Linked DNA regions of Homo sapiens: all the other regions are linked to region 4. A link is a loop called in an ENCODE intact Hi-C map of the cell type or tissue named here. Cell type or tissue: heart right ventricle. All regions are shown on one strand. Each heading gives the region's core, and the rest is flanking DNA. Links, peaks and the distances in the headings are about the cores only. Region 1 overlaps SMG6 (SMG6 nonsense mediated mRNA decay factor). Region 2 overlaps SMG6 (SMG6 nonsense mediated mRNA decay factor). Region 3 overlaps SMG6 (SMG6 nonsense mediated mRNA decay factor). Region 4 overlaps SMG6 (SMG6 nonsense mediated mRNA decay factor).

Region 1 (7,359 bases), core at 801-5,800, 89 kb before region 4:
TGCAGCTGCCCAAGATAGCTTCCTTTGAGGGACAGGGTTAGCATGGGTACACAGGGAATAATTTAGTAGAAGGTTCCTGTTTCTAACTGGATTATAATAATGACAGTGATGACAACAGCTATCACTTACTGAGTGCTTATTACTGGCCAGGTACCGGGCTACCCATTTTTCATGTATTAACTCAGTTAATCCTCACAACAGCCTGTGAGATAAGATAGGTGCTATCACCATCCCTATCTTATAAATGAACAAACTGAGGTTTAGAAGTCAACACCTCGCTCAGGGTCACATGGCTAGTAAAGGCAGAACAGGGATTGAAGCCCAAGTGAATCTGACTCCAAAGTTTATGCTCTTACCAATAATAATAAGCTAAGCCATCCTGAATCCAGACCAGAAGCTCAGATCCAGCCCTCAGTGGCTCAGCATCGTGAGGCCTGCTGCAGGCCCACCCTAGATCTGTTCAGTACAGACTGCTCTCTTCTCTAACTGTCCAGCTCAAGGTCATATACAGATGGAATCTCTTGACTGAAAGGGATTACTCAGGTGGGTGGCTGGGTAGATGACGGGGGTATACTTTGCCTTGTGAGCAGAATCTAGGGGTGTTTTGGTAGGATCCCTAAGCGACTAAACTGTGTTCTATTCACAAAGAACTATGTCTGAAGAAACACCTTTCCCTACCTCTCCCAATCTGCTGAAGTGATTCAGTTTTGCAGTTTGGGGAGAGATGAGATCTGAGGATGGGGCCAGAACTGTCACTATCCTAAGAGATGTCAGGGGTCTGGGATGCTGTCCACAGTCACCATTCATCTGACACAGGCATGCTATAGTGTCACAGCGCTCACCTCCAGAGAGGCCCAGGCCGTGGAAAGAAGGAAAACTCTGCACATTCACTTCCTTGTTCATGAGGTTAACCCAGACTGCAGTGAGCGGGACAGAATGCCTGCCTAGCCCATGGGGGAACACTGCCTCTGCCTGCTCTGACTAGGGATATACAAGGTTATCACGGGGCTTGAAGTGAGCTTGACTGAGGTCAAAAGAGGGTCAGAGAAGCTTGTCTGAGGTTGGCTCAGCTCTCACAGTAAACGAGGAAGTGCAAGGTTATGAAATTACACAGACCAGGGTAAGCACAGTTTCCCAGAGGCCACTAACATGAAGGAACCCAGGAGACTCGTGGGAAAAGGAAGAAGTGGGCAGCCTGGTGTGGGTCACAACCTTTGTCTGGTCAATAAGCCTTAGAACGAGAAAAAAAAGTGTGGCACTACCAAGATCCGGGACCAGAGAAGTCATCTGTTCCTTGTGAGGGCAGAGAAGGCCTTCTCTGGCTTTGGTGCTGTGGCCCTCTCTGGGCCTCACTTGCCTCACTGGATTTGGGACTGCAGGCTCCCCTGGCCACAGGGCATCTTTGGGCAAGCCTGGGAGCTAACCTGGCTGTGCCCTCAGCCTGAAAGTGCGGGTGAAAGAGCTGACGGAGGCACTGCTCCACCTGTGCTTCCCCACACAGTACCCAGGGCTTGGGTGGCACTGCTCTGCCCTGCCTGAAGCCTGGATGCCCTGCCAGCTTTAGCAAGCCTGCTGTCCCCTCCCATGCTAACAGCTCATTCTTTCCCATTATTCTCTGCCCAGGTTTCATCTGGAGAGTCTGGAATCCTAGGCTCAGCTTTATCCCTGGAACCACCTCTGTCCTGGAAGCTGAGCCCTATGTCATCAGGGGTGGGGTGGGGCTCTCCAGTTATTCTAATGAAGCCAGTCCAAGACTCTGCTGCTCTCAGGACTCTGATCCAAAGGTGGCCACTCTATCACTGTTTCAGATCACAAACGACAGCTTCCAGCTGACATCTGGCTTCCTTGGCCTGTTGCTGACTTCATCCCTGTACCCCGCCCTGCTCTACCGGGCGCTTGAGACTGCTGCAGGCCAAATGACTGTGTTGGCCTATGGGTGACCTGGCCCCTGGCTAGAATCGCTTCCGTCCCTTCCCTTAGTCCCATGTTCCTTCCCACCTAAGTCTCTTGTCTTTAACACTGTGGGGTAAAAAGAAGAGTCAACCTTCAGGTAAAAGTGAGGTGTGTGTGAACACACATCCAGACAGAAATACCCACACCCAGACACACAGCAGGGCAGCTGGAAGTGATACTAAATGCATACATGCTCCAACAACATCACACTCACAACCACTCAGAACCCACAGAGAGCAGGGAAGCTGGCAGCAGTGTTTACTTAAACTGACACACAAACCCAGCACACACAGACCCACATCAACAATCACTCCCAGAAAGACACAAATAGGCAATGGCAATATATAGGGCAGGGCAACTGCCAGTGGACTATTGCAGGGGCGGGTACACAGGCTCATGCATGTGCATGCGCGTGCGCACACACACACACAGACGCGCACACACACACACAGACACACACACACGAGTCTGGAGTGAAGCAAGGGCTACAGGAACAACCAAGGGCAAACAAACAAGAGGAGAATTCCTTAATCACATCAGGATGTGCAGGAGGGAGGGAGGGAACAAGGGAGGGAGGGTAGGGCAGGGGAGGGGTGATTTTCCACACAGGGCCAGCAATGTCAGCTCTTCCTGTACGTGTGCTGGAGGCTGGAGTTCAGGCCTGTGCTGCATTGGGCTCCACACATCTATAAACTTGATCCTGACCACCCCCCTCTCCCTTTCCTAAGCCTCGAGAGCTGCACATTATTCAACTCCTTTCTTTCTTTTCCTCCCTTCTCCTCAATGCAGCATTAAAAGAAGCATCTGGAACTCGTAGTGGAGTAGGATGGAGGCACCGGGGTGGACTGGCAGGAAGGGGCACCATCAGAGCACACTCTCGAGAAGCTGGCTGGTCACATTAACACAGACGCTGTTCTCTGTGCTCATAAATAAGCAGGAGGAAAAGCTGAAGCCACGAGCAGAATGGGGAGGGGGCCTTCCCTCTGCCACAGCGGGCTCTTCCCGCATAGTACCTCATCTTCCAGTCGTGTTCCCTCTTGGCTTCCCATTTCCTTTCCCATGGTGTCTGGGACGGGTGCCACTGACACATACTTTCCACCCTTGAATGCCAGCAGAGGCTCTTCTTGTCCACAAAGGGCTTCCAGAAAATACTTCAGCACTGTGACCCTTTTGCAGTCAGCTGCAATAACCTACAGGGTGAGAGGGAGAGAAGAAAAACAGCATTTTCTGAAAGGGAAGATGGAGACGAGATGTTGCTTGCCGGCTGAGGGGCACAGGGGAACTGTGTCAAAGCTACCAGGCAAGGGGGTCAGAATGAATGACGGGGTGCGGAGGGCACAAGGGCATGTCAGGTGGTAAGTGAGGGCCCAGGGCAGGCTGAGGATCAAGATCTTCTGAGGTTATCTCTCCTTAGGTTATCTCTGGGGCAGCAGACAACCCCAGGGACCAGTGACAGGTGCCTTACATTTATTTGAGTAAGGTCCTGATACAAAACAGAATATATGACATATCTTCTAAGTTTGGTCTAGAACCAGCAGAGGGAAGAGTGGAGTGCTTTCACAGCATAGAGCTTTCTGGGGCCCCTCGCTGCCACTCTCCACTCCTCTCCCAGCACCCCTGCTCCAGACTCCCAAAAGGAGAATTTTCAGCCCAAGTGCAAATTGAATGCTAAGGGCTTTCTTGGCTGTTTCATTTCAACCAGATCATTTTGGGCTTCCCCTGACAGGTTCCTGCCCTATCTAAGAGCTCCTCATGCTCAAGAGACTAGAGTCAGGCAGGAAATTGTCAGGAGAGAGACAGGCAGAGCAGGTGGGGATGTTTCACCAAAGCTATACTCTTTCTGACGTTTACGCCAACCTGCTCCCATGTGGCCACATCAGCACACAAGTCAGTGCTGTCAGAGAAGCTTGGGCTGATTTAGCTGAGATGAAACTCAGTATCTTGAGCAACAGTCAAATGTGTAAGTGTCTCAGATTAAGTGTCCACCGTCCCCCAGTCTGGGCCCCCCTTCTGGAGGCACCACACCTGCATGCCCTCTCCTCCACACCCGTTTGCTTGGCTCACACTCTCCTCCATGCTTGCCCCTGTGTGCCCTTCTCTTCATCTCTAGCCTCCAGCATCCTCTTCTCCCTACTGGCTGAGTGCTCACCAAGGGAGAGGGGCCCTGCTGGATCTGGAGCTTGAAAGCTGAAGGCCATTCCACATGGGAAACACACGTCCGTGGCCAGACGTGCCACAGGGGACGGCCCCTTCATCCTCACTGACTAGCCCCTGCCTCTCTTTTAATGCATCCTCGTTTCTTAGTGTGAAAGGAACTTCACAGTAATAAGCCTTCTATCTGCAGCACATAGGGAAGTACTAACCTGGAGACTACTGATGATCATTTTACAGGTGCAGGTGTTCTCTCTCTCATGTGGACAGCAACCCCTCTGGTGGCAAAGCCTAAATCTCATCGTTTTCGTACGTCACTGGCAAGAATTGTAAGGACAAGCTGTGCACACAGTAGGCTCACAGTAAAGACGGACAGCCCAGGGAAGCTCGGCTGGGTACCACAGAGAGCAGATGAAGCAGGCATGACCCATGTTCTCTAAGACAGTGGAAATAAATGAGCACCGCTGTGCAGGCTGGCTGCCCAGGAAAGTGCGGCACACACCGGTCAACTGTGTGCTCTGTGGCTGCATCCTCTGCCACCTTCACCAAAAAGCCAACCCCGCTTTCCTACACGGTCTAGGAGTGTTCTCTGCTTTCTCTCACCATTGGCCCTGTTACCATTATAGGCTGGAATCTCAAGCTAAGTACTTTGACCACCTTCACCTGAGAGGTTGATGTAGAAGGTTCTCGGCTACCCAGAAGGGCTTAGAAAAAGTTCAGCCCCTTGAGCTTGGGGTGCCTGGTCCTGGGCTTGCCTCCGTGAAGGAGAAGGGAAGCTTGTCTTGGCCCAGGGCAGGTAAGCCTGGTTCCATTGCGTGTATTCAAACATGTGATGAGGAAGGCTAGAAATACAGAAGCAGGGGCTAAAAGGCATTAAAGAACAGAGCCGAAATGAGTAATAGCCTGGCAGGCAGCACGCACAGTGGCCTCCCTGCATCTCCAGCCTCTCACTTGCATAGGAAACTTCTGCATTTCCACAAGACTGCCAGTTTCCTCTCTGTGGTCTAATTTTAACCACCTTGTCGTTACAGTGTGTGTCAGCCACCTGACCCCACTATGACCTCTGACCTTACGCCCCAGCTACTGCTTGCACTATGGAGAATTATGTAATGGGTCCAGGATTTTCCTTCTTGGTGTGAGGCTGCTGCCACTGAATGGAGAGGAGAGGGGAGCTAAGGAGTGAGAAGAGGACAGAGGAAAAGCTTGCAATTGTCCTTGGCCTCACCTGGACGATGAGAGGTACACTGGCACCCCTGCTAAGTGTGCAGAGGAAACCTGCCCAGGACAGGAGTGTGCCACGGACACATGCACAGACAGGCGGGCAGGAGTGTTGCTGCTGCTAGAGCACGGGCTACATGGTATGCTGCGTGGCTAAGAAAGCATGGTTTCTGGCCGACAGGGAGAAAAGCCACATGTGTGGATGTGGGACTCCTGGAGATGGGGATTTCCAGGGCACAGCAGGACCCAGGGATGTGGACATCCTGAGGCCACCTGCAGCACTTCCTTACAGGGTCTGTGGGAATTGCCTATTCCATGGACACAAGCAACGAGGAGTAGCCCTCTCCCAGTTTTCATTTCCGCCCCATTTAGAAGGAAATTGGTTTCCTTGGGGATTGTGTCTGTCATAGCTATTAGTTCCTTCTCTAGGACAAGGACAACTGCTGGCTGATATGCAAAAGGCTGTGATCTACTGGGGTCTCTGACCTGGTGTTAACAGGCCTGGAAAGGATTCTACCTGTTTGGAGAGAGAAAGGTTGTCTGTCTTTTGGAAGAGTACCCTGTCCTTTGCAATCCAAGCAGCAGGGAGGATGGTCAAAGCTGTGTAAAGTGTACTGTGGGAGTGAGAAGTGCACAGTCTGAGCTCTTTAGTAGATGGAGAAACTGAGAGGCAGAATGTCCAGGGCTTGCCCAGAGGCACAGAGAAACCTTCTGTCTGTAGCTCACTGGCCTGTCTGCAAAAGCATTCTGTCTTAACTTGGGGGGAATAAGCCCACTGGGGAGAGGACCACCGCTCTCTTGATGCTGGAGTTCTGTAGGAGACTTACGGGAATATTCTCCTAGACAAAGCCTCCAGCACTTGAGTCAGGGAAAAAGCAACACAAGACAGTTTAAATACAGTTAATAAGAGACTTCATAATGAAAGAAGCCTTTCAAACCACTGACAAAAAGCCAATTCCAAGATGATCTTTGCTTGGTCTAGGAGGACTTCCTGGTAGGAGAGGGGTTAAAGCTGGACTCCCTGCTTGGAGAGGAAGGACTCCAGATGAAGTCTGTGACATCATCCCCACAGTTAACTCTGCTCGTGAGCACATTTTTCCACTCTATATCAATGAAAACCAGAGAATGTAAGTGGCATGTATATCGCAGCTCTGGGGGCAAACTCTGGATCCTCCAGAGGAGAAAGAGCTGGGCGGGAGAGGCTCCCTTCCTGGGCTACATTAGCACGTGGGGCTGGACTGGGGATAGAGGCGACTAAAAGGGCCGCCAGCCAGGGAACACCCTGGGGAGCCTACGGACCTCTCCTCTGCGGTGTACCTTCTCAGTCACAGTCCTGACCCTTCTGGAGGGAGATGCACTGTGTAGGCGATTGTCAAGAATTCCCAAGTTAATTGACAAAATATCACATACAAATCATTTCAATCAGCTTGGGAAAGAAAACTGGGGCTTTAGGTCAGGGAAGAGCTGAAAGAAAGCCCCTTTCCCTTCCCCTGAAGATTGTCGGAGGCAGCTTACCACTGCAGCAGGAACTGAAACCTTTAGCTTTAGGGCTCCAGTTATCACTCTAATCAAGTCCACACGCAAAGAACCAAGCAGAAAGGAAAACTGAAAGTGAGATGTGGAGAGGCGATACCGGAGGCTGTTCTCTCCTAGGCTCAGTTCCTTAGAGAGAGATAATGTAAGCATCGGGTAAGTAGGGGCTGGAGCCAAGGGGAGCGAGGAACAAAGGAGAAAACCTCTAGGTCAAGAGAGTAGACTGGGTTACTGTTCTGGGGTATTTAAGGTGGAGAGGTGGAGAAGTAAAGAAAAATGGTGTTTCTTGACTGGGCACGGTAGCTCACGAATGTCATGTCAGCACTTTGGGAGGCCAAGGTGGGCAGATCACCTGAGGTCAGGAGTTCAAGACCAGCCTGGACAACATGGTGAAACCCCATCTCTACTAAAAATACAAAAATCAGCCGGGTGTGGTAGTACATGTGGTAGTCCCAGCTACTAGGGAGGCTGAGGCAGGAGAATCGCTTGAATCTGGGAGGTGGA
Region 2 (7,359 bases), core at 1,386-6,385, 67 kb before region 4:
TTGTATTTTTAGTACAGACAGGGTTTCACCATGTTGGCCAGGCAGGTCACGAATTCCTGATTTCAAGGGTTCCGTCTGCCTCAGCTTCCCAAATTGCTGGGATTACAAGCTTGAGCCACTGTGCCTGGCCACCATCCAGACATTCTAAAGCACTTGGGTATTTATTGTGAAAAGAAGTCCTCACAAGTGACAATGCATACTGAACAAATTCAGGGCAGGGAAAGTTCTAGAAAGAAAAACCCATGAGCATGCCAGAAGCTCTTTAAAGAGGTTAAGGGGGTTGAAAAAAAAAAAGGTTCAGGGTAGTGGCAGGTAGAGCAAGTTAGCATCTTACTTCCTCTGCAATTTTCATTGATCACGCTTTCTTGGTGGCCTAAATATCCCATTTTACTGGGAAAGCTGTGGTGTAGATGAAGTGGTGACAGATGGTTACTAGGAATTATGTTATTTCATTTGATTATCATGGTAATCCTGTGAGACAGGAAGAGGAAACTAAAGCTCAGAAAAAGCAAGTGATGAAGTGATGAAGCTGGGCTTTGAACCCAGATTTGTCTTACTCCAAAGTTTGTGCTCAGTTCATTATATTATAATATGGCCTCTTATGAAGGTAATGGCACTTTCACAAAGAGTATAGGGAAAGGTCTCTACTTCAAGTCATCTTTTTTTTTGGGAGACAAGGTCACACTCTGTTGCCCAGGCTGAGTGCAATGGTGTGATCTTGGCTCACTGCAGCCTCAACCTCCCAGGTTCAAGTGATCCTCCCACTTCAGCCTCCTGAACATCTAGGACTACAGGTATGCACCACCACACCCAGCTAATTTTTTTTTTTTTTTTTTTTTTTTGTAGAGATGGGGTCTCACCATGTTACCCAGGCTGCTCTCAAACTCCTGGACTCAAGCAATCCTCCCGCCTCGACCTCCCAAAGTGCTGGGATTACAGGCGTGAGCCACTGCACTCAGCCTACTTCAAGTCTTTCTCACTTAAAAAATATTACACTCAGCCGGGCGTGGTGGCTCACACCTGTAATCCCAGCACTTTGGGAGGCCAAGGTGGGTGGATCACCTGAGGTCAGGAGTTTGAGACCAGCCTGGCCAACATGGTGAAACCCAATCTCTACTAAAAATACAAAAATTAGCCGGGCGTGGTGGCAGGTGCCTGTAATCCCAGCTACCTGGGAGGCTAAGGCAGAATTGCTTGAACTTGGGAGGCGGAGAGTGCAGTGAGCCAAGACCGCGCCACTGCACTCCAGCCTGAGCAACAAGAGCAAAACTCTGTCTCAAAAATAAATAAATAAATAAATAAATAACACTTGCCCAGACTCAGCAGTAGCCTAAAGGCCCTCAGGACAGAAGAAACAGTTCTGACGAATTTGCCTTTAGAGGAACACAAATTGAATGGGTGCTTGGCTAAGCTACAGGCAAGAAAAGAAATACTGAAATTTAAAATTTCTCAGGATACCTGCCCTAAAAAGAGTTCTATCACTTAGATTCATTTCATTTCACTGGACATAATATGGGCAAAACCTCAGCTGAATACTTGATGAGCTGAATGAATATAGGAAACTAGTAACTGCCAGATGTTAAGTTTTAAGACCTATATGTGGGTAACCTCTGAAAGTTGTCTGCACCACAGCCTTGAACTTTTCTACTGAATGTAAAGAGTAAAGTCCATCATGAAGACAGGAAAATGGAAATCAAAGCTCCCTCCTGATACTTGGCACCCAAAGGCTCCACAAATCTGTCAATCCAAGTAACTTTTACTTTGCAAGCAACAGGGTGTGTTACTTATCTGGCAACGCTTGATCTTGGAGAAGGTATGAAGGAGGAGAAGAGAGAATAATAGTTTACTTCTCAGTGGAAAAACCAGGCTTAAGGAGGAGATACTGATTTCTGATTGAGTTCTCAGGGAGACCTTCTCTGCCATAGAATTTTCCCTTTCCACCCCATCACTTTTCTTCTTGTCTCTTTTCTTACTAAGGGAAGTTTCTTCAAACTGCTGTCTCTGGCTCAAAGTTAATTTCCCTTTGGCCAAAGCACTCTGCACATGCCATTGTTCCATGCCCTGTTATGCCAGAGTTCAAGCAGATAAGCCACCAACGTGCCTTTTAATAAAGGAAGGGAGGGGGGTCTCTCAAGGGAACTCTGCTTACTGGGGGAAAAGAGAGTCCTATAGCAGCAAAGGCACATACTACCATTCCTCGGTGACCTCAGAGGAGTCTATTTACAAAGGCTATAGTTAGAGAGGAAAGGGCAAGAAGGAAGGGAAAGAGAGGGAGACCATGACCAGAGAGGTCTTATGTCCCACAGGAATAACTCCGAGGACAAGGGAAAGGCTGTCCTGTCACAAGGGCAAAATTAACCAGACCCAGCCGATTATGAGAGAGGGAAGGAGGATGCTGGGAACATGAAGGGGGCAAAGCTTACAGGCCACTACATATATGGGGGAATGCAGGAGGAAAATGTTTCAAAGCTGATGACAAGGCAGACAGGAAACCTCCGTGTCCCTGCTGACAGGAAAGAAAGAGTGAAAGAAATTCTGGGATCTTCTCTCTAGGCAGGAATTTTTTTTTTTTTTTTGAGACAGAGTCTCGGTTTGTCGCCCAGGCTGGAATGCAATTGTGCGATCTCGGCTCACTGCAACCTCCGCCTCCCGGGTTCTAGCAATTCTCCTGCCTCAGTCTCCCAAGTAGCTGGGATTACAGGCATGTGCCACCACGCCTGGCTGAGTTTTGTATTTTTAGTAGAGACGTTTAGTATTTCAGTACTTAGTAGTTTAGTATTTTAGCCTGACATGTTGGTCATGCTAGTCTTGAACTCCTGACCTCAGGTGATCTGCCCACCTTGGCCTCCCAAAGTGCTGGGATTATAGGTGTGAGCCACTGTGCCCAGACTCTATGCAGGATTCCTAATAGGCATGTGAAGTTCCCTGTCTTCCCATGGGTGTGCTGACAGCTGGAAATCCTGCCCTTTGGGTCAGGCAGGGCAGGGATCTAGACCTCTCGGGAGTTCATGAAGAGGTTCACTAAGGACTGAAACCATGATCCCAAACACAAATGGGGACTGTCATTTCCTGTTGGGTTTCCATGCTGTAAAAAAGTGGGGGAGAAATGCCAGCTACGAAGTACTATGTCTTCTATGGAAAATGGAGTATGCAGTGTATCTGGCTCCTGGTTCTGACTTGTAAATCTAAGTGAGAACTAGTTGTTAGCTGCTAGAGGATTATAGTGTTAAACAGACATTCTACCACCCAACCTGCCAGCCTTTCTGCTCACTGTCTCTGGGCCTCTAGGTAGCTGATGACACAGTTGTCTTGAGCCTCCATAGGAAGGGCAGTCTTGGGCTGGGGCAGCTCCTCTGGGCACTAGTTCACTGCTCTGTGTTCTTAAACAGCTCTGATGGAACAAGCCATCTGTGAGGGTTATTTAACTTGGAGCTGGAAGAGGGTGAGGATGTGGAAAAAATAAACTGAACAGCCAATGGATGGGGCCAGAGAGAGAGAGAAGGCAGGTGGCATGTTCATGGGACTGCGTGCCAGGGCCAAGCGGGGTGGGACTGCAGAAAGGAATGGTGCCGAAAGGAGGCCAGCATGGGAGGGGCTGGAACACCCAGGACAGCAGAATTTTATTTCCAAAATGGTATTTTGTTGTTCTCCTTCAAGGGCACCCAAGTCCTCACTTTAGAGTTCTATTTCTGGGAGAATCTTGGAATAGTGTAACTAAGCACACCTGCCTCGCCTTCTGAAAAGCTACCTGAACCTTGCCCAATTTCTGAGCCTTAGCCTACAAGATAAATCTAACAGGTTTTTTTTTGTTTTGTTTTGTTTTTTACATCCAATGCCTCAAAATAATGGCAACAGCTAAGTGGGTAGAAAACGGAAATGAAGGATTACAGAGAATTTGCATGAATTACAGAAAACAGCTATAGAAACTACAGGATGATCCAGAAGGAGACATGGGAATCTGATGTGTGACTGAGTTGTAACTGGACCTCTTTGGAGTCTTCTTAGCCACTCTCCAATCCCCAGCGTCCACTATGAAAACACATATTGAAACTTTCATTTTTAAAAATCTTGCCAGGCGCAGTGACTCACGCCTGTAATCCCAGGCCTTTGAAAGGCCGAGGCGGGCGGGTAACTTGAGGTCAGGTGTTCGAGACCAGCCTGGCCAACATAGTGAAACCCTGTCTCTACTAAAAATACAAAAATTAACCAGGCCCACGCCTGCAAACCTGCAGGTGCACACCTGCAGTCCCAGCTACCCAGGAGGCTGAGGCAGAAGAATTGCTTGAATCTGGGAGGCAGAGGTTGTAGTGAGCCGAGATTGTGTCACTGCACTCCAGCCTGGGCCACAAAGCGAGACTCTGTCTCAGATAATAATAATAATAAAAAAATTCTGAGCCAGGTGTGGTGGCTCATCCCTTTAATTCCAGAACTTTGGGAGGCCAAGGTGGGTGGATCACCTGAGGGTTAGGAGTTTGAGAACAGCCTGGCCAATACAGCGAAGACCCGTCTCTGCTAAAAATATAAAAAAATTAGTCGCGCATGGTGGCGGGCGCCTGTAATCGCAGCTACTCGGGAGGCTGAGGTGGTAGAATCACTTGAATCCAGGAGTTGGAGGTTGCAGTGAGTTGAGGATTACACCACTGCACTCCAGCCTGGGCGACAGAGCAAAAAAACCTAGGCATTTTCACTTATTTTATCTCATTTAATCCTTACTAAAATCTTATGAAATAACTAATGTCATCCCCATTTTTCAGAGAGTAAACTCAACCCCAGAGACAATACATTAATTATCTGGCGTTTTCTCATGACTAGCACAGAGCATAATAAAGGCTATGACATCTATCTAGAACAGGAAGATGTATTTTTCTGCAGGTTGTCCTGGCAAAATAGCATTAGAGTTGACAGTATCTCATCTGATCCATTCCTGATTACCAAGTCTATGTAGTATATTCTCACAGGATTTGAAAAAGAGACCAAAAAGCTGCTGTTAGAATATATGTCTCTCTTTTTTTTTTTGAGATGGAGACTTGCTTTGTCACCCAGGCTGGAGTGCGGTGGCACAATCTTGGCTCACTCCAACCTCCACCTCCTGGGTTCAAGTGATTCTCGTGCCTCAGCCTCGTAAGTAGCTGTGATTATAGGCGCGTGCCACCACGCCTGGTTAATTTTTGTATTTTTAGTAGAGACAGGGTTTCGCCATGTTGGCCAGCCTGGTCTTGAATTGCTGGCCTCAAGTGATCCGCCTGCCTCAGCCTCTCAAAGTGCTGGGATTACAGGTGTGAGCCACCGTGCATGGCCTTTCTCATTCTTTATTAAATATTTTCAAGGCAGTAGATTAAGAATAGGATTAGAGACAGGAATCCAATAACTACGTGCTGCTTACTCTACTTTTGAAGAACACATATAGACACGCAAACCATTATAAACTACTTTGAAGTATAGTTTCAGTGCTTTATACTGACAAAACAGAGACAAAATTTCTGGACCAGCCTATACTAGAGAAACCTATATACACCCTAAACTTTAAAAAAATTGACAACACAAGGGCAGACGCAGTGGCTCACACCTGTAGTCGCAGCACTTTGGGAGGCCAAGGTGGGTGGATCACCTGAGCTCAGGAGTTCAAGACCAACATGGCAAAACTCTGTTTCTACTAAAAATACAAAAATTAGCCAGGCGTGGTGGTGCACGTCTGCAGTCCCAACTACTTGGGAGGCTGAGGCATGAGAATTGCTTGAACCCGGAGGCAGAGGTTGCAGTGAGCAGAGATTGCACTACTGCATTCCAGTATGGGCGACAGAGTGAGATTCCATCTCAAAAAAAAAAAAAAAAAAAAAAAAGACAACACAGAACTAAAAGCTGTCACTTAATTCTGTTACTTAAGCTAAAGTCACTCTTGCTGCTGACAAAGTACCAAAGGAGTTCAATGAGATATGGTGGCATCTCAGAATCAAGTACCAGGCCAAACTGAAGCCAAAGCTGCTTAGTAACGTGGAGTTCAGAAACATGGCACATGGTGAAAAAAAGCAATACAAAGGCCGAATTTTAAAAACAAAACCTTCCCACCTTTGATTTTTAGGCCCTGTTGCGAGTTTCTGGTATGTTCTTCAGAGATAGTTCTGCATTTACTGACATATGTGATTAACTACGAGCTCTCTCTATGCCTTTTATAGATACATTTATGTAAGTGGTGATATACTATGACACACGCACACGCACACACACGGTATTTTAAAGATAATCAACATCATTTGTGAAGCACATTTCATGCCAAATACTAAGGATCATCAACAATAAAGCACTCTGTGTTGGGGGGACTGATGGAAAGATCTGGCGGAAGCAGCAAAGGAAAGCAGACGGAAGAAAGACCCTGATGAGGTGCTCAAGTCCATCAGTCATCATCAAGTCCAACAGGCCTGGGAGAGGTCAGCAACAACAGTCTCCCCAGCCAAGCAGGGTCTCAAATGACAAAAAGTTGGGCAAAATAATGTGCAAAGTATATACATGTGCTCCAGTCTGCACGCTGCCCAGAAAGAGCTCCCACCCCAGAGGAATCAATATCAGGAGGGTCATCAACAAATTTGAAGGCCAGAAACAAAGAGTGCTATATATGTATTTACTGTGAAAATTAAGCGGCTCCAATTCCATTTCGATGTGTAGGCTATAGGTGTTACGGCAAGAGCTGCCTGGTACATCTGAAGGCCGCTACGCCCACCTTCAGTGCCAGTTTCCTTATCAGAGGAGCTCGTAGAGCCTCACAGAACACAAAGTAAGATATCTGAGGTGTTTCAGGCTGATCTCACAGTCTGAGTTCTAAATGTATTCTACTGAAATTCAATAAATATTTATTAAGCACATGCTATGGTGTGGCAGGCCCTATTCAAACCACCAGGAATACAGCAGTGAATAAAACAATGCTCCTGTTCCCATGGAACTTAAAACATTTTTCTGAGACTGAGAATCAAATAAGCAGACAGTAGTGGGAAGTACTGTGAAAAAAAGTTGGGTAAGGGAGACAGAGAGCGGCAGGGTGGGGAAGAGTATTGCTATTTTATATAAGATGGTGAATAGAAGACCCTAAGAAAGGTAATATTTGATCAGACTTGAAGGTGCAAGCCACAAAAAAGAGAGGTCCTTTCTTATCTCGCTCAAAGAGGTCCTCTGAGATCACAGGATCTCGCTGTTGCCCAGGCTGCAGTACAGTGGTGTGATCATAGCTCACTGCAGCCTCGACCTCCTGGGCTCAAGCGATCCTTCTACCTCAGCCTCCCAAGTAGCTGGGACCACAGGCGCCTGCCACCACGCCTGGCTAATTTTTTATAGAAACGGGGTCTCCCTATATTGCCCAGACTGGCCTTG
Region 3 (7,359 bases), core at 750-5,749, 52 kb before region 4:
AGACGCCCGCTGCCATGCCTGGCTAATTTTTTTGTATTTTTAGTAGAGACCAGGTTTCACTGTGTTAGCCGGCATGGTCTCGATCTCCTGACCTCGCGATCCACCCGCCTCGGCCTCCCAAAGTGCTGATATTACAGGCATGAGCCACTGCACCCGGCCATGTCCAGCTAACGTCTTATATTTTTAGTAGAGAAACGGTTTCACCGTGTTGGTAAGGCTGGTCTTGAACTCCTGGCCTCAAGCGATCCACCCACCTCGGCCTCCCAAAGTGCTGGGATTCCACGCGTGAGCCACCGCGCCCGGCCTCCATACAGCGCTTAGAGGAGAACCGAGTAGAAGATCCTCATCACTTGGGATTTTTAGCCCTCATAAAGTAATAACCATAAAAGAAAAGCAGGATAAATTGATTTCATGAAAATTAAAACCTTTTGCTTATCAAAAGATATTAAGAAAATGAATAGGTAAGACACAGGCTTTGTGAAAATATTCACAAAACATGTATCTGACAAATTACTTACATCCAGAATACATAAGGAACTCAACAAGAAAATAACTCAAGAAAATGGGAGGAAGATGTGAAAAGATCCTTCATAAGGAAGATAGGCAAAAAAGTCAGTAAGCATATGAAAAAGTATACAACTTCAGCTGGGCATGGGGGCTCACGCCTAGCACTTTGGACGAGTGAGGCAGGAGGACTGCTTGAGCCCAGAAGCTGGAGACCAGCATAGACAACATAGCAATACCTTGTCTCTACAAAAAATTGTAATAAAATGAGCCCAATGTGGTGGCACACACCTGTAGTCTCAGCTACTTGAGAGGCTGAGGCAGGAGGATTGCCCGAACCCAGGAGGTCAAGTCTGCAGTGAGCTGTGATTGTGCCACTGCTCTTTGGCTTGGGTGATAGAGCAAGACCCTGTCTGAAAAAACAAAAAGCATACAACTTCATTAGTCATCAGGGAGATACAAATTAAAGCCAAAAATGATATATCACCAGTCACCACACACCTACCAGAAAGAGGATGTGAAGCAATGGGAAGTGTCATAATTGTTGGAGTCTAACAAAATCATCTTTGGAAAAAGCTGTAGGGCAGGGGTATCCTGGGCCACGATGGAAGAAATGCCTTGGGCCACGCGTAAAATATAATAGCACCAACTATAGATGATGAGCTTAAAAAAAAGCGGGGGGCAAAAAAGCTCATAATGTTTTAAGAAAGTTTACGAATTTGTGTTGGGCTGCATTCAAAGCATCCTGGGCTGCGTGCAGCCTGTGGGCCACGGGTTGGACAAGCTTGGTCCAGGGGATCTCTAATAAAAAATGCACATCTAATCTCTGACTCAGCAATTCTAATCCTAGGCATTTACTCAAGTGAAAACACATGTCCAAAAACAGATTTGTGTACAACTATTCACAGCAACTTTATTCATAACAGCTAAAAACTAGAAACAGATTCACTGTCAACCAGATAAACTGTGACATATTCATAAAATGGAATACTACTCAGCAATAAAAAGGAGTGAGCTACTAATATATACTAATATATGTAACAACACAGAGGAATCTCAAAAAGATTAAGCTAAATGAAAAAAGCCTTTCTCAAGAGCATGTACTTATTGTGTGATTCCATTTATATGGGGTTCTAAAATAGGCAAATCTAATCTTGGTGGAAAAAATCAGAACAGAGCTTGCCTCTGGGGACAGAGGTGGAGATAAGGGATTATAATATAATTATATGATTATTTATATATACACACACACACATATATGTATATATGTACATGTCTGTCTGTGTGTGTGTGTGTGTGTGTGTGTGTGTGTGTGTGTGTGTGTGTGTGTGTGTGTGTGTAGAGAGAGAGAGAGTATCACCCAGGCTGGAGTACAGTAGCATGATTTTGGGCTCACTACAGCCTTGACCTCCTGGGCTACTAAAGCAGCTCTCCCGAGTAGCTGGGTCAACAGGTGCTAGCCACTACATTTGGCTAATTTTTGTATTTTTTGTGGAGATGGGGTTTCGCCATGTTGCCCAGGCTGGTCTTTTCTTTTCTTTTCTTTTGAGATAGTCTCACTCTGTCGCCCAGGCTGGAGTGCATGGCGCAATCTCAGCTCATTGCAACCTCTGCCCTCCTGGGTTCAAGCAATTCTCATGCTTCAGCTTCCTGAATAGCTGGGATTATAGGTGCCCGTCACCACATCCAGCTCATTTTTGTATTTTTAGTAGAGACGGGGTTTCACCATGTTGGCCAGGATGGTCTCGAACTCCTGGCTGCAAGCAATCTGCCCGCCTTGGCCTCCCAAAGTGCTAGGATTATAGGCATTAAAAAAATTATTTAAAAGAAGAAAAAATGGATGGATGGGTGGATAGATGGGGGAAGAGAGGGAGAGAGAGAAATAAACAGATAACATGATAAGACAAATACAGTAAAATGAGAATCACAGCATGTAGGTACTGGGTATAAGTGAGCTCACTGGAGAATGTTCAACTTTGCTGTATAATAAAATGTTGGAAAATCAATCACATCACTAAAAAAATAAAAAGACAATATCTGGAAGCAGTGGACCTAGTCAGATTAAAAAAAGAAAATCTGCATCAATCCCTGTTGCCGTCACTAAACAGCTGTCTCATTAGCTATTAAGGAAAACACAGTGTCAGAGGGCTGGTTTTGCCATGTAAAAGAAGTCTTCAGCTTGCTGTGTCCTAACACTGGATCGCATATAAATCCCCAAATTCTAAAGGCTAGAAAGGTTTAAAATGTAGATGCAGCTTCAATATCCAGGAGGCAGAACTAAGAACAAGAGATGTAAATCTAGCTCTGGCAGTGGGAAGCGGGGCGGGGGGCAATGGCGAAGCTAAGTTAGAAGCCGCGAGCCACTTAGCCTCTCCAGCTCCAGTAGTTCTGTGTCTGGACGTCGGCCCCATATACTGGCTTAAAACCTCAAGATACTAGAGGATCTCACCAGTGGGAGGTGCCAGAGCAGCTGAAACATGTCCCTGTAAACAATAAATGTTTATCTGGGCAGATAACCTGGCAGACAGCCTTATTCTCATCTTAGGCAACTCGAAACTCCACAACAGGAGACTGAGCACAGAGGGGCCCCTTCCTCTTTGCCACATGGGTAGGAAGCAGAGATGGAGGTGGTCCTGGCTCCTACCACATGAGGGGTGGCAGAAAGCCACTCTCTGTAAATGCCAGCTTCTTCCCTGCTGGATGATGGCCAGATTCCCTTAAACACAGAGGGTGGGGACAGAGAAGTCAAGTGAAGCAACGCTAGACAATGCTGCCGCATAACGCTGGCTGCTCCACCGCAGCCCTGAAGGTATGAGGAAACCCTGGCGTGTTGGCGGCTGCCTCAGGAACCGCGCTGGCTAAGGGCTTCCCCAGGCCTGGGTGGGAGGCTTGTCACTGACTCTGGCCACACACATAGGCTTGGTCGCCACCTCGGTCAGTGGCAAACAGCTGCTGAGAGGGGAGGGGAGGAGTAGACCCAGGGGTGCTGTGTGCTGCACAGCCAAATCTTCCACTTCTGGAGACTCCAAACGATATTCCTAAGAGCCATATGGCTTAAACCCCATGGAGGTACCAGGAAAAAGGCAGTACGACGGAAAGAGGCAGCTGGAAGGAAGGAATGGAAGTGTGTTAACGGCACAGAAACTCCTTTCATTGACAATTAACTGCAAACAATTTTATTACCAGTTCTGAAACCCCAATCCCTAACTGATGAATTAAATCTTGGCAATGGTTATTCCTCCCACCTATACACTTCTGCCCACACTCTTCTTGGAAGGAGAGAGGACAGGGAAGTGAAACCCACAGTATGCCAAAAGGGAAGTCGAGCTCTCATTCATAAGACTACTAAGCTCTCTCCCAGGGAAGAGAATGGAGATGGCACAACAAAGGCTCTTTGCTCTGAAATAGCACCGAAGTGAAGCCCGGCAGAGCCAGGGTGTGGATCTTGGATGGAGTGCAGAGGAGGAGTGTGTTTGTGTATATGTTTGTGCTCATCTGGTTTTTGTTGGGGGAAGGTGACAATTCATTCTTTTGATTTCATTCAAACTTAGAGCTGCTTTTATAATCACTTCCTGAAAACAGAGCAGGAAGAGAGTGCTATCTGCTCACCCCACCCTCCATTTAACACTGCCCCAGCAATCCAACTATGTGCTTTACACTGAGAGGCCAGCTTCTTGCCTTTGGCAGCACTGAAGGCCAGACATTACCAGCACTCCTGTGTACAGCTCAAGGCTCCACCCAAATCAGACTGCACACACTGAATCCAAGAGGAATATCATTCCAGAACAACAACCCAGGAGAGAGAGAGGAGAGCTGAGCAGGCTGGGTGGGACAGTTGGGGCACTTCTAACTTCTGACACCAGGACACCCAAGTGGTTGGCAGAGGCATTTTGGTAGTGCGGTGACAGATCAACTGTAGTGTGGGAAATCCCAAATGCTACAGTAAAGAAGTTATCTCTGTACAAAGAAAGGGGTGACAATAAGGGTGGGGTACAGGCCACAGGGCAGTAAGGTAGAGAAATCAGTTTTAGCGAACTGGCTAACTACTGGGTTAGTCCAATTCTGAATACACAAGTAATATTCTAGCCTCTTTTCAGGAGAGACTGATGTAGAGTAGTCATGGGCAGGCCAGGGAACAAAGTTCCATTTCTGGCCTAAAGTGGATTGGAGGGTTCCTCCGCAGAGAGTCGTAACAGAGTGTTTATATAAAACCCCACAAACCCACTGCTCCTGGCTGTCCAAGGCCAAAGGCATCTTCTTCCTGGAGAGCTGTGTCTCTTACCCTCTAGGCTCTAAGACTCCCTATTTTACTTAGTCAGGTTTCCTGTTTACTCTGAGACCTGTGATCTCCCCGGGGAGTCATTAGAGAGAAGCTGGGGAAGGGGCAGCAGGGAGACGGAACAGTACTAAGGACACAGGTCTTCCGCATCCTACCATTACTTCTTACATGGCAGAAAAACGAATGGACACTGAAAGGGGGTTTCCTGGTTTAATTAATTATTTACAGCGTTTATTCTTTATTTTTTGTTTCTAACGTGCAGGCATCTCTTAGACTGCTGACCCTCAAGGAAAATGCAATTGGGAGCACAACCATGATTGGCACCGAAAGGCATTTTTTGTTGCTGTTCCCATGAGAACCCCATCAGAATGATGAACAAGGTACATACGCTGCTATAAAATAATCAGCATCTCCATTTGGAGAAGGAATTTCTTTTAAAAACACCTCATTTGGGGCACTATGGTCTCTTCTTCTATGGAAATAGGAAGAGGCAGAAGGAGTTCCATTCCTGCCAGAGCAGAGTCTACTTTTTGCTAATTTTTTGGAAAACAAGAGGTTCTCTTTGGCTCTGGAGAAAAACAGACATTTCCAAAGGGAAAATAGAGAAGGAGACAGGGTCTGATGTGGCAAGACTTGTAGCCCTCTCATATCTCCGAGACAGAGATAACCTGGAGGGACCGAAACCCCCTATTTATTCACCCTTCTAACCATGCATTCCATACAATCCAGACATCCTGAGACCAATGATGATTCAGATACTACAAGGCCTCTGAAGACGTCACTACGATCCTACGATTTAGGAAGAAAAGAAAATCTGAGGATAATTCTCTTGGGCTTGCTGGCCAATAGGATGATGATTAGCTACAATATGGCCAAACAAATTTAAATTTCCTAAAATTGAATATAATTAAAAACGGAGTTCCAATAAATGGAAAAACATTCTATGTTCATGAATTGGAAGACTTAATATTGTTAAGCTGACTACAGTAACCAAAGCAATCTACAGATTCAATGCAGTTCCTATCAAAATCCCAATGGCATTTTCCACAGATCCATAAAAACATCTTAAAATTCATATGGAATCTAGCTGGATGCAATGGCTCATGCCAGTAGTCCCAGCACTCTGGGAGGCCAAAGCGGGCAGATTGCTTGAGGTCAGGAGTTGGAGACCAGCCTGGTCAACATGGCAAAACACCGTCTATACTAAAAATACAAAAATCAGCTGGGTGTGGTGGCGCATGCCTGTAATCCCAGGTACTTGGGAGGCTGAGGCACAAGAATCGCTTGAACCTGAGAGGCAGAGGTTGCAGTGAGCTGACATTGTGCCACTGCACTCCAGCCTGGGAGATGGAGTGAGAACCCATCTCAAAAAAAAAAAAAAAAAAATCATATGGAATCTTAAGGGACCCCATACAGCCAAATTAATCGTGAAAAAGAACAAAAGTTAAAGGGCTCATGCTTCTGGATTTCAAAACTTACTGCAAAACTATACTAATCAAAACGGTGTGGTACTGGCATAGAATAGAACAGAAAACCTAGAAGTAAACTCTCACAAATACAGGGTCAACTGACTTTTGACAAGGGTGTCAAGACCAATTCCAATCTTATGGAAGGAATAGTCTTTTCAATAAAAAGAGCTTAAAAAAACCTGGATATTCACATGCAAAAGAATGAAGCTGAACCCTTACCTAAGACCATATACAAAAACAAATTCAAAATGGATCAAAGACCTAAAAAGAGCTAAAACTAGAAAACTCTTAGAAGAAAGCATAAGGGAAAATCTTTATGACACTGGATTTGGCAATGATTTCTTGGATATGACATCAAAAGCATAGGAAACAAAAGAAAAAAATAAGCAGACCAGACACAGTGCCTCATATTTGTAATCCCAGCACTTTGGGAGGCTGAGGCAGGCAGATCACTTGAGGTCAGGAGTTGAGACCAGACTGGCCAACATGGTGAAACCCCATCTCTACTAAAAATACAAAAACTAGCCAGGTGGGCCCCTGTAATCTCAGCTATTTGAAAGGCGGGGCACAAGAATCACTTGAACCCGGGAGGTGGAGGTTGCAGTGAGCCAAGATCAAGCCACTGCACTCTGGCCTGGGCAACAGAGTGAGGCTCAGTTTCAAAAAAAAAAAAAAAAAAGCAAACTGGACTTTATCAAAATTAAACACTTTTGTGCATCAAAGGTGGAAACTCACACCAGTAATCTCAGCACTTTGGGAGGCTATGGTGGGACGATCACTCGAGGCTGAGGAGTTCAAGAGAAGCTTTGACAACATGGGGAGACCCTATTTCTACACACACACGCACACACATGCACACAGACACAAACATACATGCACACATGCGCACACATGCACACACACACATATACGCGTGAACACACGCGTGCATATAATTAGCTGGGTGTGGTGGTACGTGCTTGTGGTCCCAGCTACTTAGGAAGCTGAGGTGGGAGGATCCCTTGGGCTTGGGAGTTCGAGGCTGCAGTGAGCCGTAATGGTGACACTGCACTCCAGCCTGGGCAACACAGAGAGACCTTGTCTCAAAAAAAAAAAAAAAAAAAAAAA
Region 4 (7,359 bases), core at 1,313-6,312:
AGCTATGTGGGAGGGTGAGGTAGGAGGATCACTTGAGCCTGGGAGGCAGAGGTTGCAGTGAGCTGAGATTGTGCCACCATACTCCAGCCTGGGCAACAGAGTGAGACTCTATCTAAAAATAATAATAATAAAATAAAATAAAAACAAATAGTATATATAAATATTAATATAACCTCCAGTTTTATTGAAAATGAAAGAGTGTGTGTGTGTGTGTGTGTGTGTGTACTATAAATTAAATACGATTATATATGATCAGCAAAATAACAGTGCTCTCACTTCTGGGTAGAAAGAAGGATTACGGATAATTTTTCCTCTTTTTATTTGTGTGTGTTTTCCAGATTTTCCACAGTGAACAAATACTCTTTTATACTAAAAACTGTTTGTTTGCTTGTTTGCTTGTAGAGACAGGTTTCTCATGTTGCCAGGGATGGTCTCAAACTCCTGGGCTCAAGCGATCCGCCCGTCTCCGCTTCTCAAAGTGCTGGGATTAAAGGTGTGAGCCACTGCAACGGGCCAAGACTTTATATTCTACATAAAGTCTCTCATATTTGTGGCTCATGTTTGGAATTTTTACTTTTTTTTTTTTTTTTTAACATCTCCCTATGTCCCTAGTATATACTTCATGTAGGTCAAAAGACTTCCTCCTGAGAAGACATTTGTGGAGCCTCCCCAAAGGCCTGTCCCCAGGGGATGTGATCCTCACTACTCTGCAGAGAAGTCAGTCACAGGGTATTCCTGCCTCCACACAGCACTTCGCTCCCAAGCTCGGTGGCTACTACTTCCCTAGCCTAGTAACTGTTATTACACGTGGGAAATGTGAAGCCGACTGGACTACCCCTACTCTTTACCTGGCTGAAAACCCAACTGATAAGCAGAGACTAAGAACTCCACAGTCTCCAACAGCGCAACAGGGAATCGGCTTTGTTTTCTATAAACAGACAGGCAAGAAAAACGTTCAGGTTAAAACGCAGTCCTCAGAGGAAGGAAAATAGAAACCAGGCAGTGGGGAATGCTTCATATTCCTACAAGTTTTTTTTTCTAAGTTAACACATGGTGTCTGCTTCTCTCTAGTCACCTATTTATCACTCTCCTCCTCAGAGAAGGGAAAAAGCCCTGGCTGTTTTCCTAGTGCAGAGCTTTGTGGCGGAGGGGGGCGGGGAGGAAGGGGGAGAAAGGAGGGTGCTTTAAGCATGATGCAAACCATTTGGAGCTGAGTGAGAGCACTGCCAACACAAGCTGCACTATTTAAACAAGTGAGGAAATGATCGTATATACAACATGCCAGCAAGCACACACACACACCAAAGGAAGTCGAGAGGGCTTTTTTTTTTCAGGACACAGAGCTGGATGTCAGCGGCTAAAAGGTCGATATTTTCCCTTAACACCCTTCTCAATGACTTAATCATGTTCCATTTGCACAGAAAACTTCCCAAGAATAAAAAAGTCTGGAGAATTAAGAGGAGGGGCGAATGGGGAGGGATGTTTGGCCTGGGGCTGACCTTATCCGAGGTTTTCTCCACGTAGCAGGGGTCCTGAGGGGCAGCCAGCAAGGGGACAAAGCCCGAGAGAAGCCGATCCTCTTCCAGGATAAGAAGGGTGAGGTCATCATCCGGGTCCTTGTACAGTGGCACCTCAGACTGATTCACTGCAGTCAGTATGTTACAGAAATCAGCCAGCGTCGACCATACATCCACAGCAACACTGTGAGAAATAAGGTAAGAAAAGAGCAGCTCTAAAGAGGGACCAGTAAAAAAAAGTATTCTCAGTATTTGTGAGCAGGGAAGTACTTGCAGCAAATGTTGTCTAGGCTGGCATCTGCCAGGAAATCATACCCCAAAAATGCTAGGAAACAAAACTGTGCCCAAGGCAGCAATCTGAGGTATGTGTATGTGGATTTATGCAAAGTTGAAATTGATTAGGGGGAGTTTTTAATCCTCACCAGAGAGGAAAAAGAATTTGGAGACTCAGTTGCCTAATGCAGGGTCCTGTCATCTTTCCAGACAGTGTGCCTGAGACGCTTACTCAAACACTCTAGACACCCAGTGCTTGTGGCTGCTCCCAGAATTCCCCACTGCTGTCCAGCCAAGTACATGCCACACAGACAGCAACTGAGCACCAGCCTCTCCTCCTCCAGCCACAGCCATGGAGGGTCTAGTCACAATACAGCAAGAGTCATGCATGTTTTCCTCCTACAATGCTTTAGAAATCTCTTCCCTATATATAGGCAGGCAATCAATCAATCAATCAACCAATCACACAAACAAACAAAAACCTCATTCCTGGCCCATCAAGATCCTCACAGGAAGGTAAAGCCTCTTACACAATTCATCAGCGCTGTCTCAGCCATTCCACACCTCTCCTTTCTCTCATTTGTGGAAGGTGAGATACAGGGTGATCAACTATTCCGGTTTGTGTGGGACTGTCCCAGTTTTAGCACTGAAAGTCCCACGTCCCCAGAAACCCCCCAGTCCTGGGCAAACTGGGATGGCTGGCTGTCCTAATTGCGTATCACCAGGTCCTGGCTGAACCTGAGAAGAAACCTTGAAACTGCAAAGTCTGGCTCTCCTTAATTGAAATTTCAGCATAGAATTATAAAAAAAGAGGTTCATTTCTCTGTCACCATCACTTGTCAAAAATCGACTGTGGGTCAGATTCCTGCTTTGGTGGGTGCTGAGGATCCATAAAGCTTTTTTTTTTTTTTTTTTTTTTTTTTGGCCTGCCCAGGGATACTACAAATTGTGGTAAGCATATAGGGCCTGCCAAGGCTACAGACTTGGCTTTCTTCTCCAGGAAAGCACCTAACCAGGAGTCTGGAACAGATAATATCCTATGGATGCTAAGTTTTACTCTAAAAGAAGAGAGATGCATAGGAGAATTACAAAGAAAAGCTTCACAATTAGATTCATGAGCTAGAGTGGCAAGAGGCAATATGTAAAGAGAGCTGTAAGAATCATCCTGGGCGGGGTGTGGTGGCTCACGCCTGTAATCCCAGTACTTTGGGAACATGAGAAGGGAGGATCACTTGAGGCCAGGAGTTCAAGACCAGCCTGGGCAACACAGTGAGACCCTCTTGCTAAAAACAACAAAGAAGAATCATCCTGGAATCTCCCCAGTGGAGTTACTGCCTATGAGTCCTACTAGGGAGGGGCCTCAGATCTAAGCAATTTGTTTCTCCTGGAGACCAAGAATCTTTGGGAGATGGCAGAAAAGAAAGCATTCAAGGGACATGCCACCGAAGGTGACAGTGGGGGAGAAAGTGGAGCAGAGGTATGGGAACTCCCTGACTGGCTCCAGGTGGAAGGAGGCTGCAATGGTTTATTTACTGTAATCATTGCACTAGGAAAAGGCAATGAAATGAAACATCTTGTTTTCAAGAGTGTCCTGGGAACCAGACGGAACACAGCCCCATTAATCACACAACGGCACATAATCAACACACGTGTACTGCAGAAGTAACTCGCTTCACAGGCTTTACCCAGGAAAAAGAACATGTTTGGGAAGAATCACCGGAGGGACGAGTTTTCTAAAGCCTCTCTCAGCGCAGACACCGACAACCAGACTCATTCACAAAGCTCCATCTTTTGGCTCAGCCGGGTTTGGCTGTCAGAAATGTTTAAATATGGAAAAAAATAAACAGTTGCAACACGTTTCTGTGCAGAGATCTGCCTGAGCTCCTTTGTGATGTAATGGGAAACGCGGCATTCAGGCTACCAGCTGTAGAATAAACAGAACTTCGAGGGTTAAAAGGAACTGAACTTTCCACGACCCCATCTGCAGAGAAGAAAATAATAAGAGGAATGATGCACTGCCCCACAGCCCTGATAGTTTATCCTCCGGTCCCGGCTGCAGAGACAAGCACCGGATGTGATAGGGCTGCTCAGGGCCGCCTCCGAGGTTAGTGCTGCCCATGGGAGACGCACAGGGAGGCTCTTCCAGTTCCCCGCTTCCTCCCCCAGTGCCCTGCTGGCCACTTGAGCCCGCTGCCTGAGTCTGATCCCACAGCACTGGTGAGCTTTGGCCAACAGGCACTGCTCGGCTGCAGAGCAGCAATTTGGAAAATAAACAGGAAAGACGACAGTGAGAAGGAAGAAGGTGAAAAGTCTCCCAGCTGAATTCTTGGCTTGGGGGCCCTGGTTGGTGCGTGCAGGTCAAGGCTGCTGCAGGACATAGTTGGGGGTTGGGGGTGGTGTGGGCAGCAGCATCCCCAGCCAGAGAGAGGCGGCCGAAAATTACCCACGGCTGCCACAGTGGGAGGCCCCACATCCCTCTCTCATCCTCCCACCCCTACCATCTTGGATCCAAGATGAAGAAATATGTGGTACCATGTGGTTCTCATTACCATGCTCTCCTGTCCCCTAAGGCTCAGATAAACCAAAACTGACTCCTCCCAGAGACTGCTGGCCACCACTAGGGACCCCTGCCCACATACGCCTTTTTGCCCATTACCACCCACCTTGTACCAAAACCTTGAGACTCACTGCAAAAATAAGGTGGACGAGAATCCCTACCTCAATGTTGATTTGTAAGAAAGCAGCTGATGCCAAAAGACACAGGGAGTGCCCAGAGTTCCCAACTCAGAAATATAAATAAAAGTGGTCCAAGAGCCAAGCTAGACTGTGCAGAACCAAGGAAATACACAAAATGCTTCAATGAGAGGTCACTTCTGCTCTGGTTAATTCAAATTGGTCTTGTGCTCTGATTGTGAGTAGCTGCCTTCTTCTGGTGTTTCAGTGGGATCACCCAAACTCAGTTCACATTCATATCATCAGTTATCTCCTTTCATCGAACACCACAGACATGAACACAACACAACTACCCAGAGACCCATGGGCGACACAGTGACTCTCTACAGGAGTGAGGGAGTGTCAGGAAACTCAAAGGAAGAGGTGCTTTGAAAAACCAGGTGAGATGTCTGAACTCAAAAGTTAAGATATTTGCAAAAGGATGAGGTAATTCCTGGAAGCTGGGCAACATCACCTCAGCTTACCCCAATCAGGCCTCTGGGCTGGGAGGTCAGTTCTGTGGGTGCACATAGGATTTCCTGTCTGTAGAAGGAGAAAAGCTTAGCTTTTTCCTGCTTTAATTCCTCATCCCAACCAGGAGCACCTTCTAGCCTTCACCCGACAGCAGCCCTTAGGCCCTATGGATTCAAGGTTGGCCAGGGCCAAGGAGCCAAAAGTCAAATTCGGGTGGCGATGAGGATCTGTAAACAGCTGCCAATCTTTTGGAAATGCTTGGGAAATAACTTCCCAGAAGGTTTCCCAAATAATCTCAAACAACTTTTGATTCTAAATGGACCCTCTAGAGTGCTGTGGACTCATGCAGGTCCTTCTGGTTTGTTCTGGTTCAATGCATATTTTAGGGAAATTCCCAGAGTCCACAATATCCCGCTAAAGTTAGGGTGGACTGTTCACCAAGCAGACACAAAGCAGCCAGAGAATACGCAACTGTGTCCAATGAGCCTGCTTATGGCTCCCAGAATGATGGCCAGGGAGTCTCTCAGCAGCTGTGATGTGATTAGAGAGCAGGGATCAGCAGTTGCAAGGTGACCCACTGGCCCAACCCCACAGAACACACCACACACCAGGACGGCAGAGCCCTGGCTGGAGTCGGAAAGCCAGATCCGAGTTTGGGACAAACCAGCAGTGACTAGTTACAAGTATGCACTCAGAACCAAGGCTCACTTGCTTCCCTACAGACATGCATTCACTTAGTCCACCAGGAAAGGAAAAAAATAAGAGTTAATTTACTTTTTATTGCCTCAGAATTCCAAGGTTTAATGTATCTGTCAGTTTGAGTGCAGTGCAGCTGCTGGCCGATACAATGCAGCCCAGGCCAGCCCAGGTGACTGGGGAAACACATTTCACAGAAACAAACCAACACACACTCCTGGCTGGTTGTTTGGGGGATATTGACTCCGGAATCAGATTAACCCTTCAGGCTGAGGTGAGTTCTGCAAATAGCTGTAGAAAGGCAGCTGACGTCCAGGGAACTGAGAAGCCCTGCTCTCAGAGGGGCCATGGGTTTCTGTGTTCCTAAAATTTTGCTTTTCTCACAGGAGAGGTTACCCAACTGCAGCATCCTCTGACAGATTAAGGTATGCCAGGTGAGACACGTCACACCACAATAATCTACCTTCTTGCCCAGAACTCAGAAAGGCAGTCTGCCAGCTTCATAGGGAAGGAGTCAGGCAGGACTTTTTCTGAAAGCTCCACTGGGGCAGGACTGAGAGGAGGAGAGAGTCTGAAAAGAGTGGAGCACCAACGCCTGACCAAGACTCAGTCCATCTTCCTGGCAAGTCTAAGGAGGATGAGGCACTCACACACTCCTTCATATTTTACTGGGGGAACAAGCTGACTGGTGATTAACATCAAGTACAATGACCCCATGTTACAAGCCTGCTGGGGCCTGTGGAGGTGGCCATTTCCTGTGTAATACCAGCTTGTTTAAACACTAACATTCAAACTCCACAGCTGCAGAACAAACCCGGAAAGAGTTGAGTGAGAAGAAGCCGTGCATTGTGTTTCAGAGCTATGGAAGATCAGAGAAGCAGTACAGATGGGAAACAAGTTGGGTCTTCTGGTTCCTGGAGTGAGGAGATCTGGAAATACAGCCAAGATGGCACAGAAGCTAGGCACAAAGAAGCTGAAAAAGAGGACACCCATGTGGTACAGACACAAAGACAAATGGCTGTAACAAGAGAACCACGCCTAAGACATGCAATATCTGCCTTTTCAAACGGTTTCCCTGTGGGCCATTATATCCTAGCCTACAACTGTCCACGCAGGGGTCAGAGGCTAACATAAGACCACTGTTGCCCTGGAGAGCTTCTCACTCCACTGGAGAAAACTGCAGGAATTCAGCAGCTAATAGCAGAAATGGACTTGAATCCAATAAGTGTGGCAGAGTTAAAAGAATAATACCCGGGCTTGAAATGGCTTAGCATGCCTCTTGGAAAGCCAAGATGTCATGCCAACTCTGTTTGCATTGGGCGAAGGATTTGATTCTGGTACCTCAGTGCTAGGTAGCTCAAGAGGCCCTGGGCTGGGCTGGAGATGGGGAGAATTCTATGCGGCTCCTGGAGATTTCTAGCAACAATGTGTCATCCAGATGCCACATGATACAAAGAAGAGACAAAGGTATCAAAGGCCACCATTCCAGGAGTTAAGATATGAGCAGCAAGACACCATCCTCTAAGAATAAGAGATGTTTGCTGGGTGACCCCTAAAGAGACCAGACTTAGATGAAGGTAATCCCTTCTATCTTTCTCATTTATACCAACAAGTCGACTTGGGACTTTGGGAGAGTACTCACCCTAAATCAATTTTGCCCAAAAGGGCAAATCAAATTCTGAAGCTT

What was found. A loop is a pair of places that touch in the nucleus more often than their neighbours do. Peaks named below come from ENCODE experiments on the same cell type or tissue, not always from the same donor. Only the 100,000 strongest peaks of a DNase experiment are listed, where the experiment ranks them.
Region 1: it touches region 4 in a loop (2.8-fold over the local background); 23 of 110 quality-filtered maps call a loop at or near these places.
Region 2: it touches region 4 in a loop (2.1-fold over the local background); 22 of 110 quality-filtered maps call a loop at or near these places.
Region 3: a loop joins it to region 4, with 2.7 times the contacts of the local background. A loop is called at or near these places in 17 of 110 quality-filtered maps.

The regions. Positions count from the first base shown.
Region 1 is chr17:2,082,759-2,090,117 of GRCh38, forward strand. It overlaps SMG6 (SMG6 nonsense mediated mRNA decay factor), which reads right to left. Exons shown (of 19, transcript NM_017575.5): 14 at 2,967-3,143. SMG6-AS1 (SMG6 antisense RNA 1) reads left to right here and starts at 6,980. Exons shown (of 2, transcript NR_199038.1): 1 at 6,980-7,011. RefSeq lists enhancers at 1,142-1,201, 1,272-1,351, 1,807-2,719, 5,181-5,230, 6,592-6,771 and 3 more. In heart right ventricle, for the core only: no CTCF peak of the experiment used is centred there; DNase peaks (open chromatin) are centred at 1,833, 2,401, 3,043 and 5,143; H3K27ac peaks cover 5,000 bases.
Region 2 is chr17:2,104,266-2,111,624 of GRCh38, forward strand. The region is part of intron 13 of SMG6 (SMG6 nonsense mediated mRNA decay factor); the gene reads right to left. Among named protein-coding and RNA genes, the nearest start is that of SMG6-AS1, 18 kb to the left of the region's middle. In heart right ventricle, for the core only: no CTCF peak of the experiment used is centred there; a DNase peak (open chromatin) is centred at 3,533; H3K27ac peaks cover 3,140 bases.
Region 3 is chr17:2,119,803-2,127,161 of GRCh38, forward strand. The region is part of intron 13 of SMG6 (SMG6 nonsense mediated mRNA decay factor); the gene reads right to left. Among named protein-coding and RNA genes, the nearest start is that of SMG6-AS1, 34 kb to the left of the region's middle. RefSeq lists enhancers at 2,837-2,896, 4,102-4,151. In heart right ventricle, for the core only: a CTCF peak has its summit at 2,973; DNase peaks (open chromatin) are centred at 2,930, 3,149 and 4,221; H3K4me3 peaks cover 752 bases; H3K27ac peaks cover 3,771 bases.
Region 4 is chr17:2,171,159-2,178,517 of GRCh38, forward strand. SMG6 (SMG6 nonsense mediated mRNA decay factor) reads right to left here. Exons shown (of 19, transcript NM_017575.5): 13 at 1,500-1,701. Among named protein-coding and RNA genes, the nearest start is that of SMG6-AS1, 85 kb to the left of the region's middle. RefSeq lists enhancers at 1,735-2,471, 5,320-6,784. In heart right ventricle, for the core only: a CTCF peak has its summit at 3,971; a DNase peak (open chromatin) is centred at 3,913; H3K4me3 peaks cover 1,464 bases; H3K27ac peaks cover 5,000 bases.